Linked DNA regions of Homo sapiens: region 1 is linked to region 2. Evidence: read pairs that join two places in POLR2A ChIA-PET (ENCODE). Cell type or tissue: GM12878. All regions are shown on one strand. Each heading gives the region's core, and the rest is flanking DNA. Links, peaks and the distances in the headings are about the cores only. Region 1 has its middle 22 kb from the start of LMBRD1. Region 2 overlaps COL19A1 (collagen type XIX alpha 1 chain).

What was found. Peaks named below come from ENCODE experiments on the same cell type or tissue, not always from the same donor. Only the 100,000 strongest peaks of a DNase experiment are listed, where the experiment ranks them.
Region 1: POLR2A ChIA-PET joins it to region 2 with 5 read pairs; 1 of 35 experiments calls an interaction of 5 or more read pairs at or near these places.

Annotation. Positions count from the first base shown.
Region 1 is chr6:69,816,970-69,821,372 of GRCh38, forward strand. No RefSeq gene overlaps it. Among named protein-coding and RNA genes, the nearest start is that of LMBRD1, 22 kb to the left of the region's middle. In GM12878, for the core only: no CTCF peak of the experiment used is centred there; no DNase peak of the experiment used is centred there; H3K27ac peaks cover 186 bases.
Region 2 is chr6:70,129,723-70,134,125 of GRCh38, forward strand. It overlaps COL19A1 (collagen type XIX alpha 1 chain), which reads left to right. Exons shown (of 51, transcript NM_001858.6): 18 at 460-501. Among named protein-coding and RNA genes, the nearest start is that of COL9A1, 170 kb to the right of the region's middle. In GM12878, for the core only: no CTCF peak of the experiment used is centred there; DNase peaks (open chromatin) are centred at 1,381 and 1,999; H3K27ac peaks cover 933 bases.

The sequences.
Region 1 (4,403 bases), core at 299-4,298, 310 kb before region 2:
AATACATAAATTAGTCCTTTTTAAATGGGAAAACATTTTGGGGCAATCTAATGACAACTTATTTTCATGATGCTATTTAAATAAGTAAAAATGTAAAACAATGGATGAATGCCTTAATTTTATAGGCCTTATACAACTTTACAACAAATAAAAATTCAAGTGAAACTTAAAAAGAAGATAAAATCATGTTAATAACATTATTTTAATGTGATGCATAGTGGCATTTGGCTGAAAAAAAATCATTCAGTCCTGAGTTTAATAGTAGAAAGATGCAGACTCATGTCTGGTTTTATAATTAATCTCTTTTGACATTTTGATTTCAATAATGCAAATGTAGAAAATGTCTATTCCCATAAGTATATGGTACAAAATGGTATTAATAACTTCAAGTCTTTGTTTGCAAATTAAGTATAATCAGGCCTTATGCTTAACTAAATCTCTGCCAGTGAGCAATCCTGGAGTGCCAGTTTTATAGTGGAGTCATTTGATAATTGTATAAATGTTTGTTTTTACTTGGAGATAATATGAGTACTGGCACTATTGAAATATGTATTAAATGGGTATGTAATCTAATTATTGCTGGAACTGGAAATAGAACTATTTGTCATTGCATATTTTCTGCTAATGAAATATTAATTACAAAATGGGATGTACATGACAGTATTCTTAAAACCATTTGTTCACAATGTGAATACTGTATAACATTGGCTAACTAAAGAGATTCTTGTGAGGTTAGTAAGCCTGTATTATCATATGTCACAGGATCCATCAATTCTACCATGACATTTTTTTGTTCCAACCAAGGAACTACTTTCACACATTCAGTTTGTTACCTTACACTTACTCCATGCAAAAGAGACAGAAAATATAAACTGCAAGATAGTACTCAGTTATCAGGTACTTCAAATGAACCAGATGATTTAATATAGGCTCGTATTAATTTTGTAAAATTTTTGTGAAAATAAAAATGCAGAATAAAAAATTGACTTAGAGAATTCTCAACTATTGTTGTTTTGCTTTACTAAATAAGATAATTATAAAATGCTTCTTGAAATTTTAGCACTAAAATTATTACTATTGATTTAGTCTATTGTAATAGTTATGCTAAAATATTTTATAGGCTCCCAAAATAATTATTTACATATTTTTAATGTGTTATGTACATATAAAATCAGACTCTAGAAGAAAATACCTGAATAACCAAAAATTATAACACTAGGACTCACACAAAGCCACTCACATGAAACCACTCACCTGTGCTTCAGAAAGCTGAGGGTTTGTAATCTACAAGATAGAAGCCTAAAAGTGTCTGGGCATCACATTATAACTTATCTTGACAACCTCTGTACACATAGGTGTTATATTGCCAACAAAATTTTGTGATTGGTAGTTTGAATGTTGTTATAAGTCATTATAAATATTGACATTCATCTTTGTTTGGGCAGACATAGTTGCCAACTGCCTCTCATGTCCGCAGGCCCTTTGAACCCTGCTCATAACCCTTTGTTGCAGGGACTAGTGGAACACATTAGTGGCCATGTTATACCTGGTATGATTCTGGTTTCTTGGCCAGATGATAAAATTGGGGAAGAGGAGAACAGCCAGTCTGTAGACTGCAAAGTAGGAAACAAGGGGGTCAGGCCCAAGAGTTTTGCCCAAAATGACAATGAGTATAAACTGAATGCAAATTCATGAAGTTCTGAATTTTGAAAAAAGAGGGAGAGAAGTAGTTGGCCAGTTAGTAAACAGAGAAGGAGAAAGGTGTACAGAAAGAAGGTAATAGCAAATATCTGGCAATCGAACTAAGAAGGCAGAGGTTGTGAGTAATCAAAAATGAGAAAGGGAGAAATGCAAGCTCTGAATCCAAAAGAAGGAGGTAAGTGGATATTTAATCAAAGTAGCAAATAAGAGAAAGGATGAAAAAGTATATTTAGTGTAAGAATTGATAGAATTGATTGGCTCCTGAATGACTTTCTACATTCTGAAGTCCATGAAACCAGCCCTACAGAAGGAGATTCTTTTTTTTTTTTTTTTTTTTTTGCGGGGGGCCTGGTTTGGGGAAATTTCCTGACTCCCCAAGATGAATGAGCATGATTTCTGTTTTTCTGCTTTCCACATGGAGCCTTTTAATAAGCTCCACATGAGTTAAGATATTCTCAAGGAACTTCTGTCTTTGCAACAATAAAAGAGACCTAATTAATATAACCTTTTTAATAATTGCACAACACTGTACTCATTAGCTAGCATATGAATTTATGTGTTGTGTTAAAATGGTCCATTTAACTTATCGATTTCTACGACTTTAGCCTCTAGGCCTGGGGTTATGCATGTTATCCACATCTTCAGTGTAGAGACACAGGAAATTATCCGTAACTTTTCGTCAAATGAATGAATGAAACAGCCACTCTAAAAAACTACAAACACATGCACTAGTCTTTAATCATCCCTATTTACAGTGCTTCATTTGCATAAAATAGGGTGCTTAATATGGCAAATACATGACACACATACACACACACACACATATTTTAATAAGAGAAGTGACTGCTCCTTCTGCTAACTCAGAAATGCAAGACAGAAAGTTTCTCTCAAATAGCTATTTTTTCTATGAAGAATCATTCAGGGTCTCTCTCACTTACATAAAAGCAGGGAAAATAGACTCATTGGACCAATGCTATCCCCACTCTTCAGCCTCTTCTTTGCCCCTCAACTCCTCACCAAAGGTCTTGGTACACCAAAGGTGGTTACTGGGGAGGAGAATCCAAGGCCTTCTCCTAGAAAAAATGAATCAGTCCCTAAACCTTGTTCCCTGAGATACAAATTTGGGAAATTCAGCTATGTGGACCATCACAGTGATTTTAATTAGGCCTCATGGTTCAAGGAAAGCAAGAAACCTTTTAAATTAAGTCATTTGGGGAAAAGTACGTCCCTATACAAATAAATATGCCTAGGTTGGTCCTCAAGTTTTATGTGAGGATTTATTCTGACTTGATCTGGAAGGTGCCTCCTGACTCTGCCACAGTGGTTAGGCTTTAGATAATAAGAACTGAGCAAGGGAAAGTTAATTTAAAAGAAAGACCACCTTGCCTCCCAACATGGGGCACCATTATGATTTTGTGCATGGCCCTGAACCAGCAAGAGTTGCCCTGCAGCAATGGACAGGACTCTGAAGCTCCATCAAACCAGTCTCTCATGACAACACTTAGCAATAGCAGTAAGCAATGGAGTTGTGTACTGTACTCGCTCTCTAGCCCTGGCTCTCTGTGGCTAGAAGCATACTGATGCTTTCAGAATGAGTATGCCCTTGAGGTTATTGGATGGTTGGTGATACTAAAATTCTTGATAATAGACCACATTGGAGATTTCATAATTCATTTTAACATTAAAAGAGACACAACTACAGTGTACCCCAATGTTGTGGAGCAGTTCAGATATATTTCTTTGAACAATTTTTGTCTCTTTATATATATATTTTATTTTTTCTTTTCCCTACAATCTCTTCTGCTTTAGTCTTTTCAGTATGAACCTGTTTGTAACAGGGAATGTTATCTTTCTTGCTTTGGTGTGTTATCCAGCTTGTCACTCCCACATGTCCTGGGCCCAGGCCAGCCAGCAGCCTTGTTGCCCATTTCCCAGTGCTCCCTCCTCTACTGCCATATGCCCATCTGCTCTGTTTGCCTTTTCTGGGGGTGCCCCAGCTGACATTTTAAAAAATTCTCACAACCATATGCTTTCTCCCAGGCACACTTGCCTGACTTCCCTGCTTTGTCCAGTGGCCATAAAGGACAGACTGGAAGTCGCCAAATTCCAAATTCCAAGGCATTTTAGTCATTGCCTTTTGTTAGGAGCTATGTCCATCTATCCCATTATTAAACTTCAGAGCATGGCACAATGATATTTGTCTCTGTGATTATAATCCCCAAAGGTTAGTGCTCCACACCAAATATCTTGGTTTTCCTTAATAATACATGATAGATCCATGATATATTATTATTCTACATTTCAATCTTTTGGACAACCCAATTTTTTGCTAAAGTAAGAGCACTTACTACTTCTTAATAGCATAGTCTTTTACTATGGACTCCTAATTATTGATGTGGGTTTGAATTTGAATTTTAAGCAAATTTGCTTATGTGCTTGGGTCTATTTCTGTACTTACTTTTCTGTTGCATAGGTCTATCTATTCATATCAGCCAGTATCTCACTGGCTTTATGGGATATTGTATTGTTTGGAAATGCTAGTTCTCCCTTGTTATGGGTTGAATTATGTCTCCTCAAAATGTATAAGTTGAAGTCTTAATCCTCACTATCTCAGGAAAGTGACCTCATTTGGAGATACTCTCTTTACAGAGGAATCATGTAAAATGAAGTCAATAGCATGGACTCCAATCCAGTTTAACCAG
Region 2 (4,403 bases), core at 134-4,133:
CTGAGAACTTGCATTTTTTTCAGTGTAGTTACAGGCAAGGTCACTTGCCCAAGGACTGTAGAGTCTAATGTAGTGGTCTGAGAACAATAAAGAAGACTTGAGAATAGGGAGAGCAGATCAGAGATGCTCAGATACATGGAGAGGCCAGTTGAAGTGGCCAGATGTGGATTTGGAGTAGTGAGTATTTATCCCCAGAGGTGTGATGTTTCTCCAGAAGCAATCTCCTTAAGAAGTCACAAAGAAGATGCATGGGGTGTCCAAAGCTGGAATTATTTAGAAGAATATTTAACAGGAATATTTAACAACAGGCGAGAGAGACAAAGATGTCTGCACAAATGACCTAGTATCCATAAAAAGCGGTTACAGAACTATTATCTGACTGCTTATACTGTTACAGATTGAATGTGTTAAAAATTAGCGGATTTTTCTTTTGTATTTTAAATTGTTTTTCACCCCTAGGGAAATGATGAACATGAAGCTGGAGGCCTGAAAGGAGACAAGGTAATCAGATTTTTTTTTTTTAGATGGAGTCTTGCTCTGTTGCCCAGGCTGGAGTGCAGTGGCACAATCTTGGCTCACTATAACCTCCACCTCCCAGGTTCAAGTGATTCTCCTGCCTCAGCCTCCCAAGTAGCTGGGATTACAGGCATGTGCCACCTCTCCCGGCTAATTATTGTATTTTTAGTAGAGACAGAGTTTCACCATGTTGGCCAGGTTGGTCTTGGACTCCTGACCTCAGGTGATCCACCTGCCTCAGCCTCCCAAAGTTATGGGATTACAGGCTTGAGCCACTGCACCCGGCAGTAATCAGATTTTCAAAGTGAATAGAAGGGCCCAGTATTTTATACGGACTTACACATTCCCACGTAGGGGGCAGCCCCCTGGCAGCAGTTGGGTTGCATCTCTGGGAGGGTGTCCAGCCTGCAGTGGGCAGGGGCCTCCGCCTGCCTCCTGACCAGGCAGTAGGATTCGAATCTGCTTCAGGGTCCAGCAAGGACTGCTGAGTAGCAGTTGGCTATAAGAAAGAGAACATATCAAGGGGAAATTACTGTAATAAGATAAATGAAATCAGGACACAAGACTTGTTTTGTAATTAAATGTGAATCCGTGTAGGTGGCAAAAACAATCTGAAGACCCCTTTGGCAAAATGCCTCAAGCCCAGGCTCACTATTTTGTGTCTTCCTAATTACCAAAACATAAGCTGCCCTGGCAGCCATTTTTGGTGGGGTTTTATACTGTCCAGTAGTGGTTTAACCAAATAATTATTTCAAAATAGTTTTAAAACTAAGACACTGATAAATTTCCGTTGCATTCCCCTTGTCATTTGCAGGTTTAATTATCATAGCTGTAAAGATGACAGATTCACTTCCCCATTCAATAAGATGTTTCACTCCTGTTTGATTCTGAAATTGTAATGACCTTGGATTCCATGTGAATGTGCCATTGTCAGAAAAAAAATGCACATTAAATCTACAGGCAGAGATGAGTAGTTTGAAAATACTCTGAGGGAATGTGGCCTGTGAGTGCTACTTTCATTCATTCACCTGTAAAAATTCTCTAGATTGAGGGCAGGGGATTTTGACATGAATCCAAGAAAATATGACTTCTGTGTCTTATAAATCAGTGCAACCAATCCATTCAAAAAGTCGTACACCCATCACCAGAAGTTACTGCTAAAAGATAGTCTCACCAGAAACTAGGAGCTTCTTACAGATTGATGATTGAAAATGAAATTTTCTGCTAAATAAATAAATAAAGGCTTGACATTCTGAAAAAGACATCCAAAAATTGATTATACAGCAATGATAAGTCATTTGTGTGAGTTAGATTTTATTGCTAGTACATTAACATTATTTCCTGTAACCTAATAGCTAACAGAAACCATACGCCACCATAACCAACGCATTACATTTTAAGCAATGACTTCTGGACATATGCAGGCTAAGGGGAAAAAAAAGGAAAAGAAAGCCACAAAGCTTGTCACATAGGACAGCTGAGCAAAGAAGAGTGTTGTGACTTTTAAAGTATTTAAATGATGATTCATTTCTTGAAACAAAACAGCTGGGTTCTGTTTTGCTGTGTTCATTAGGAAACATATGTTACTTAGACATTCTTAAGACCTCACTGATGAGAAATTTGATTCTGTAAAACAGGTGTGTTTCAAACTCTAAGGACCTTTTCTATTGCTCAAAATCTTTTCTAATTGCTTCAGAATCTTAAGTAGAATTAGGAAAAGCCAGTGGCATAACTGTTCCCTCCTCTCACTCAAATAAATAACACAGAAAAGTCTACAGGGAACTTGATGCAGTACATGATATAAAGAGACACATAAAAAAACTTTTAAAAAGCGTGATTAACAGGAAATTGCCAATAAACAATGCATAAAATAAACAAAAATTACAGGTGGTAGCTCGCACCTGTAATCACAGCACTTTGGGAGGCCAAGGCAGGAAGAACCTTTGAGCCCAGAATTTAGACCGGCCTGGACAATATAGTGATACCCCATCCCTACAAAAATTAAAAATATTAGCTGGGCATGCTGGCAAACACCTGTGGTCCCAGCTTCCCAGGGAGGCTGAGGCAAGAGGATCACTTGGAGCCAGGAGGTAGAGGCTGCAGTCAGCTATAATCACACCACTGCACCCCAACCTGAGCAACAGAGCAAGACCTTGTCTCAAAACAACCAACCAAACACAAACATGAGCATAGCAGTTGCTGGAAGGGTGAAATCAACTCTACCTATGTAAGTCTACTTAGTATCTCTTCTGAATCAATACATTAGTTTTTAAAATTATAATGTAATTTAATGTAATGTAAGTCACCACAGTGAAAATTTAAAGCTCCATCAAGCTGTTCTCAGAGATCTCTGTTGCACCTGTGGCGAACCCCAGTGCTTCTGAATCCTGGCTGCACATTGGAATCACGTGGAAAGCTTTGACAAAATACCCACACTCAGGCTCCATCCACAGAGACTCCGATTTAGGGTAGGGGTCTTATCTCTATTTAGAAGTGTTTCAGATGACTCTAATACACAACCAGGGCTAAGAACCACTGAGTAATAGGAAGAGCATGAGCTTTGGGACAAAAAGTTGATTGTGGCATTAACAGCTAGGTCACCTTGGGAAGGCCACTTCATTTCTCTAAGCATGCATTTCCTCATTCACACCATGGGCAGAATTGTATCTACACAAAGAGTTGATAGAAGGATTAAAATTAAATAAGAGGAAGTTACTCAAAAGCGCAATAACTAAAACACATATAAAGCCCTCACTAAAGATTTGTTCTTTTCTATTCACCCATCTCAATCTTTCCTTCCTCTCATGAGGTCTCATTTAGCACTTTTGAGGATTAATTGTTGTTCTCATTCTTAGCACCTGGTCTTGCTCATCTTTGTATCTCCCACCATAATTTTGACAAAGAAGGGACTCAGTTTGTGCTGTAGAATAAAATATTTAACCAGAAGAATAATTAAACACATAAGTGATTCACCATTCCTTTATAATATGCTACTTCTCAATGCACTGACCAGCAAAATAGAATTACTAAAAGAGCCAACCCTTTGGAACCCGACACTACAATGAAGCACCAGGACAAGCACAAATAGCACTGGAATATACACACCAGTCACCCCTGGTTTAGCAGCCACATCCTGTATCAAGAACACTACGATACAGGGAGAACCACGACTTGCAGTAAATGGCCATGGAGACCATCCACATGACCAGTCTACCAGTGTGGAAATGAACGATCCCTGCTCTGTGGCTTGACTGAGACTGACAGGATGTGGTGAAGGGATAATGTACTTGCAAGTTACTTGAGGAGAACTGCTGCTTTATAGAGACAGTAGAACAAAATATCAGAATATCTTAGCCCTCCTGAGAAAATAGCAGGTGTCTTGTGAGGAAGACTGTCAGGGAAAAGGTGGAGTCACTACAGCACCAAGCTAATAGCATCGAAAGTGTCAAACTGAAGGAGAGTCTTTCCTAATGCAAAGTAACTTCATCACTTGTGTTTCAACTCATCTCTACAGTGATAAATCACTGAACATTCAATTTAAATAAAAAATACAAACCCATATGTGTCTAAGGTTCAGGTAGAAAATGCTTTTGCTTGCAGAATTTTATGAGGAAAGAGGTCTCTAAGATTTCCTTCCAGCCCAATGTCATCCAACGACTATGTGGAAAGATGGACTGCAACCCCTTTTTTGTCCTGCCCCTGTTTACCTGTAGAGCAGCTATGAATATACTTACTTTTATTTCACCATGTACATTGTCCTCCCCTTCCCCTTTGATATTGGCAGATTTGATTTTTACAAGCAATTGCTAGACTCCTTCTCAGCTTTCTACTTTTATTTTATTAGGCAAGTCTAACTAGTAGGCATATTTTTCCTTCACACCTATACA